2 separate regions of the Mus musculus genome follow, and region 2 is linked to region 1. A link is a contact called in ENCODE POLR2A ChIA-PET data. All regions are on one chromosome and are shown on one strand. The core of a region is the stretch at or near the end of the contact, and the rest is flanking DNA. Distances in the headings are between cores, read along the strand shown.

The links. ChIA-PET counts read pairs that join two places held with the same protein, here RNA polymerase II (POLR2A).
Region 2: POLR2A ChIA-PET joins it to region 1 with 18 read pairs in embryonic stem cell. The contact joins the promoter of 1700086P04Rik here to the promoter of Trim62 in region 1. POLR2A ChIA-PET finds 5 or more read pairs at or near these places in 4 of 5 experiments (Patski and embryonic stem cell).

The regions. Positions count from the first base shown.
Region 1 is chr4:128,882,550-128,885,997 of GRCm38, forward strand. It overlaps Trim62 (tripartite motif-containing 62), which reads left to right and starts at 1,495. Exons shown (of 5, transcript NM_178110.3): 1 at 1,495-2,028. The coding sequence starts at 1,621.
Region 2 is chr4:129,056,536-129,060,153 of GRCm38, forward strand. It overlaps 1700086P04Rik (a long non-coding RNA gene), which reads right to left and starts at 1,618. Exons shown (of 2, transcript XR_868180.3): 1 at 1,253-1,618. It overlaps Rnf19b (ring finger protein 19B), which reads left to right and starts at 1,609. Exons shown (of 9, transcript NM_029219.2): 1 at 1,609-2,361. The coding sequence starts at 1,736.

The DNA.
Region 1 (3,448 bases), core at 245-2,744:
TTCCTCCTGCAGGCCTCGGCTTTGCCACAGTTGCTCACCCGTGCCTAGCACTGCATGCATGCAAAGGGTCCCCCTCCTTCACTGTACTGATGATGTAGTGTGTATCTTGCACACCAAGAAACCCAAACCAAGGCAGGCCATTTTTCTGCTCGAAAGCCCAACACCTTCAAGAAATTCTTCTCTAAGATGCCCATGCCTTTCACCTTCCCCAAACTTCTTCCTTATCCCACTCTCAACAGAACAGAACAGAACAGAACAGCATGCAGGTCTCCATGTGCCCCCCCCCACTCATGCTTCTGTTCTCCCTGTCTCTGTCTGTCTCTCTGTCTGTCTGTCTCTCTCTTTCACCTTCTTAGAAATCCCTTTCCTCCCCTCCATCTGGCAGAGATGACAAGGTCTCCCATTATACTTTTTTTCTTACTCCAACTTCTTATACACACACACACACACACACACACACACACTCACACACATGCTCACACAGCAATGCAGAAACATCCGATGAATGGAAAGAACCTTTGAGCTAGACGTTAGGCAGGGTTCTCTCCACAATCTTCTACTAAGAGCCCTCCTTAGAAAGGGAAGAGGAAATAGAACCTAAAGGTTTAGGAGAATGGCGACTTTGAACTTAGCCCATGCCAACAGGGCAAGTCTCTAATTTTATCACTACAATCTATGCAAACATTATATATTCTATGCAGACTACAGAGCACCGTCTTGTCTTAATACTCAGTTATTATTGCCCTTAGTTCTTCAAATTGATCATCCGGAGAGATGTTCCTTAGGTGCTATCTTCTCACTTTTTCTTCATTAGCTGTCCTCTCGCCCCCTGCCGCCAGGACCCTAAACAAACCTGACAGCTGTGCAGACCCAGAAGAAACAGCTGTTTTTCCCGTCCCTGGGGGTCAGGAGCACAGTGGCAGCGAGGCGGGGTCTGGAGGCCCCTCCCCTCCCCCCGCCCGCCGCGGGGGCGGAGCGGCTCGGGTCCCGCCCGCGGGGGCGGAGAGGGAGCCTGGGCGCCGGGCAGTTCGGCTCGGCTGGTTCCGGGTTGAGAGGCTGCGCTGGACCGAAGCGGTGGCCGCTGAGCTGGTGCGGGTAAGGGGCCGCGCGGGGCCGGGATCTGCGGCCAGGGTCGGGCAGCTGAGTGGGCCGGCACCCCTCCTCTGCTCTGCCGGGCAAAGCCGCGGTGCGGCTGGGTCTGGCTGCTCTGTCCCGCAGAATTCCCCATCCCCAGCTCGACCCCCTCTCAAAGCTTTTCGGGTCCCGGGATTCCGCCCCTCTTCGGGATCTCCTCCTCGCAGCATCTATCCCTTGGGAGTGTCTGGTCCTCTAGATCCTCCTCGCCTGGAGCCCCTTCCTTGGGACGCCCTCGGCCTCTCTCCTCCAGCGCCCATCGCTGGTGGCCACCTAGGACCTCGAAACCGAGCTCCGGTGCTCGCATCCCGGGTGGCACCCACTCGGCACCGAGCCCTCGCGCCTCCGGCGTCGCAGACAGCTCCCCCCGCGCTCCCCGGCGCCTGTCGCCCGTGCCCCCGTGGGCCTGGCCCCCGGGTACCGCCCCCAATCGCGCCGCGCCGGCCGCCGGCCTCCCGGGCTCCGCTTCGCGCCGCCCCTGGCGCCATGGCGTGCAGCCTCAAGGACGAGCTGCTGTGCTCCATCTGCCTGAGCATCTACCAGGACCCGGTGAGCCTGGGCTGCGAGCACTACTTCTGCCGCCGCTGCATCACCGAGCACTGGGTGCGGCAGGAGGCTCAGGGCGCCCGCGACTGCCCGGAGTGCCGGCGCACGTTCGCCGAGCCCGCGCTCGCGCCCAGCCTCAAGCTGGCCAACATCGTGGAGCGCTACAGCGCCTTCCCGCTGGACGCCATCCTCAACGCGCGCCGAGCCGCGCGACCCTGCCAGGCTCACGACAAGGTCAAGCTCTTCTGCCTCACGGACCGCGCACTGCTCTGCTTCTTCTGTGATGAGCCCGCGCTGCACGAGCAACACCAGGTCACTGGCATCGACGATGCCTTCGAGGAGTTGCAGGTGCGAGGCGGACAGGCGGGGCTGTAGGTGGGGTCAGGGTTCCAATAGGGGCAAGGGCCACAGGCCGGCTTAATGCCAAAGGGGCGTGGCTCCTGTGAGGGGCGGGGCAGGGGCGGGTCCCTTGAGCATCACTGTGTCAAATGGGCTTGAGAGAGATCTGGATGGGAGACAGGTCGAGGTGGGATAGGATGATGGAGAGAGGAAGCTACAGCTGGACCAGATGCTGGCTGAGGCTGAGACAGAATGGGAGACAGCAGCTCCTTCTGGACTTTTGGGCAAAGGAAGGACCACTATCAAAGCTAACCTGGGAGTCGAAGTGGGGTGTGTGGGAGGGGTGAGCTACTCTAAATGCAGCTACAGAATTCTGGAATGTTTGGGGCATTGTGGGATGCGGCTTGCTGCTCCAGGTGTTCATTGAGATCTAGAGTGAGGCCTGGGCCTCGGTTGGATGATGAAAGTGAGAGTTAAGCTTAAGACGTGCAAATTGTTCAGAGGGCAGGTTTGGGTGCCAAGATTAGATCAAGGTATGTGAGGTGAGAGTCTAAGGTCGGCCTCAAGTTCAGATATGACAAGAACCTTTTTTTTAAAATTTAAACCAGAGTAGGGGCCAATTGAGAGTGGAACCAGGAATTAAAGATTCAAGATTTGGAGAATTAGACAAGATTTGGAGGAGGGGAAGACAAGCTTCTAGGAATTCCCAAGGCCTGGTGATGACCCCTCTTGTCTTCTACATCCGAATCTTTGAGTACTCAATTGGACATAGCCCTTAACTGCAGCTAGTCTCCCCTAAACCTTTCCGTTGTCATTGACAAGAGGGCAAGACCCTGGTCAGTGTGTTTAATACTCTAAGACCCCACCCAAACATTTTCCTTTCCTCAAGCTCCATTGTCGTGTGTGTGTGTGTGTGTGTGTGTGTGTGTGTGTTTGTATAGAGAGAAAGAAATATAGGTAGATACACGTGCTGAGAACTACATTTTCCTGGATGTCTTCTATCAATAAGATAGTATTGATATCAATAATCAATTATTTTATTGTCTGTGTGCAAGTATCTTGCCTGCATGTGCACCATGTGCATGCGCACCAAGAGGCCAGAGGAGGGCATCAGATCCTGTGGACCTGGAGTTACACACGATTGTGAGTCACCACCGTGGGTGCTGGGAATCAAACCCAGGCCCTCAGCAAGAGCTCTTAGCTGCTGAGGACGGTGATGTTGCCGCCTCAGGGGTGGGACTCTAAGGAGAAGCATTCCACGATCCGCTTTAATCGGATAATGCAGCATATCTTCCAAATCCTCCCCACTAGAGGATTCTCAGTAACACAGTCACCTGGTGGAATTCTGTTACACAATCTTGGTGGGAGGATACCCACTAAAGCCTATTTAATGATGCTCAAGCGTCTTTGACTTCTTTTCTCAAGCTGA
Region 2 (3,618 bases), core at 368-2,867, 170 kb after region 1:
AGGTTTCCACGGGTGGGGAAAATATGTCCTGCGTTAAAGCCATCGAGCTATTTAGAATATTTGTTAACACGACAGACAGAGCCTAGCCGAGTGTCATACAGACCCAGCAAGAGCTGGAGCTGGTGACGTGTTCACGGAAGTGTGTTTTAGCTATCTAGCATTAAACCTCTTTTCTTCTTAAGGAAAACTACCCTTCTGCCCTACACACACACACACACACACACACACACACACACACACACACACACACACAAAGTCCTGGTGTTGTCAATTCCAGCCGTCATATTTTTCTGTCCTTCTCTTTCTTGGGTTCTTGGCAGCATTTGTCACAATTGACGGCTGACCACTTCCTCTTGCAAACAAATTGTCTTGGCATCTATGACATCACACCTGCTTGATCATCTATGACATCATACCTTCTTAGGCCACTAGACCCTGTTCTTAGTTTTCATTACCGGACATTTCTTCCAATGGGCTTCGTTTGCTGTGTTGTTGTAATCTCAAAAGTTTAAAGAGTTGCGGATCTGGTTTTAAGTATTGGCCAGGAAAAAAAAATCAAACAACTTACTATGTTCACATATCTGTTCCTACATTGCACGATCCCCACCCCCATCTCCTTAAGGCATGCTAGACAAGTGAATCACTGTAAGCCTTCACTGCCATTCCTTATTAATAACAAGACACTGTTTTTATCTTTAAAGAAAGATGCATCAAGATGATTGTTTTAACCAATGAGATTCAAGCAAAACTGGGCAGAACTTCCTAAGCAGTCTTCTTAAAATAAGACATTTTTCTTCCCACCGTTTGGAATATGGCAGAATGAGGTGAGCTTAAGACAGAAGCTTGAACTGTCGATCTTCGGACATATTTTTCATGGAAAGAAAATTCTCTATCATAAGCCTCCCTCTCTCATTTCTCTAAGCCAAAATCTAATCCTGACCTGGCTTTGCTGCTGTTGAAGGTATTTGCTTTTCTCATCACCAAGCCTAAGGGTCTTTTGTTAGAGGAACTGGGGAAGGGGGACTGAAAGAAACCATTTCTAGAAGCGAAATTGTTGGGCCTCTTTCTACCAACAGTGACTAACCAGAGTACCTGAGAGATACAGCTTAGGAGTAAGTTCACTAGTTGACAGAAAACAGCAAATGCTAGAATGAAAACTCTGGACTCATTCTTGAAGATAGGGGAGCCTGCCTGTCTTATCTAGAAGTGCGGCTCACTTTGAGGATCTTCAATGAGTGACTATATTCCTTACCACTTAATGGCTAGCATCAACAGAAATGTTGGGCGGTGGATCGGCGGGAATCACTACCAGATCAACGCTCGTCTTCTTTTTACAGACGAAATGAAGGCATCCTCATTGAAAAGAAGACCCCTGACTCCTGGACAAGGAACGGAGGGTGGAGCCTGTGCAAAATATGGCTGCGCCGGACCACCTGACCGCAGAAGGCGGGGCTTCGCCGCAGCCTGCAGGCCCCGCCCTCCAGGCCCCGCCCAGCTCCTCTCGCGGGGCCGCGCGGGTTGTGAGGTGTCTGAGGCCGGCGCCTGCGCAGTTGCCCGCGGCGCGCGGGGCGGAGGCTTTATAACCACTTCGTAGCGGCTGGTCGGCTTCTGTCTCTGGGAGGACTGCCGAGGCGGTGGCGGCGGCGGCGGCGGCCGGGGCGCCGGCTGGGAGGGGGCGCTGAGGCGGGAGCTACGGCGGCGCTGGGCGCCCCTGGCTCCTCAGCCTCTGCGGGCCATGGGCTCCGAGAAGGACTCCGAGTCGCCGCGCTCCACCTCGCTCCATGCGGCCGCCCCCGACCCTAAGTGCCGCAGCGGCGGCCGGCGCCGGCGCCTCACCTTCCACAGCGTCTTCTCCGCCTCGGCCCGCGGCCGCCGCGCCCGGACCAAGCCTCAGGCCGAACCGCCGCCCCCGGCTGCGCCGCCGCCGCCGCCGCCGCCCGCTCCGGCCCCGGTTGAGGCTCAGGCCCCGCCGGTGGAAGCTCTGCCCTCCGAGCCCGCTGCCGAGGCTGAGGCGGAGGCCGTGGCTGCCGGGCCGGAGGAGGACGAGGCGGCGGAGGGCGGCGGCGCGGAGGAGGTGGAGTGCCCGCTGTGCCTGGTGCGCCTGCCGCCCGAGCGGGCCCCGCGCCTCCTCAGCTGCCCGCATCGCTCGTGCCGGGACTGCCTCCGCCACTACCTGCGCCTGGAGATCAGCGAGAGCCGCGTGCCCATCAGCTGCCCCGAGTGCAGCGAGCGGCTCAACCCACACGACATCCGTCTGCTGCTGGCCGACCCGCCGCTCATGCACAAGTACGAAGAGTTCATGCTGCGCCGGTACCTGGCCTCGGACCCCGACTGCCGCTGGTGTCCGGCCCCTGACTGCGGGTGAGCGCGGGGGCGTGGCCGCGGGGGTCGTCCCGGGTGCAACGGGTGTCACACACCTTGAGGGAGGAGAGGATGGTGCCCAGCAGGAGGTAGAGGACGGACGATCACGAGTAACCGACCCTCAGACCAGCCTTGCAACCGGTCTGATGGCACTCAGCACCCTATACCTACTTGCTTGAGGTGGCTTGAGGTGGTGGCTGAGTGCTAAGAGAAGGGAACTGTCCATTAAGTCAGAATATCCGGGTGAGCAGGGGTTTTTTTTGTTTTGTTTTGTTTTCTTTCTCTTTGCCCAGGAAGGGAGAGGTGTGTGTATGTGCGTGTTATCGTAATGATTGAGAAGGAATATTTGTTATAGGAGAGAGAATGAAAATGTCCTACTGAAGGGGCCGCGCTTCCGAGGGGTGTGTCCATATGGCTAGGGGCGCACTTAGCAGCAGCATTGCAGAAGGCGTGTTCTTCCACACAACCGCTGCTGAAAGTTGAGATGCAGATGATGAGAGAAGGCAGCTCACTAACAGCTCTAGGGGCACCCTGGGCACTGCGTGCTGTGCTAAGCCACTGGCAGGCACCTTGTGGTTCCTAACGTGCTGCCGAGGGCAAAGTCACAACAGACTTTTTGACCAGAAAAATCAATAGGGCTCAGAGGCGGTGTCTACCCAGAAGTTGATCTGGTGTGAGAAAATGTGTTTGCCTACCTTTTCAGTCTTGAAATCTGTATGACAGTCTTTTTAATGTTCCATGTATGCTTGATTTCAAAGGTCAGTGAGTTAAAATACTCTTTAGAGCAGGAATTACTGATTTCTCTGTCTGAAGCTTTCAGTGGAGGTCCTCCACCCCCTTTCTTTAAAACAAAACAAAACAAAAAACTTGGTTGTCTCTATCATTCCAATATATGAATGGTCAAATGCAGCCAAGAAGGGGCTCTTCAGTGTGATGGGGAGTCAGACTGCCATTACCTGTTCTGTGACCTTGGACAGATTAATTATATTCTTGTGTGTCATGTTTTGGGGGCAGAAGACTCTCGGGCACTTGCAGCGCCTAGTGTAAAGGTAATGCTAGTAAAAAGGTATGTGAACCCTTGCTTCAAAGGATTTAAAGGCTTTTAATTGTAGCCTGTGTATCAAGGCTGAGCTGAGATTCCAGGATGCTGCCATTTGTCTCCCCTTCAGAAGGAACTGTGTACTCAGAAGTGCCAGACTTGTTGGGAAGTGGGTGTGTTTAACCTCACTGAGTTTCTAAATTACTCGGAGATGTGGT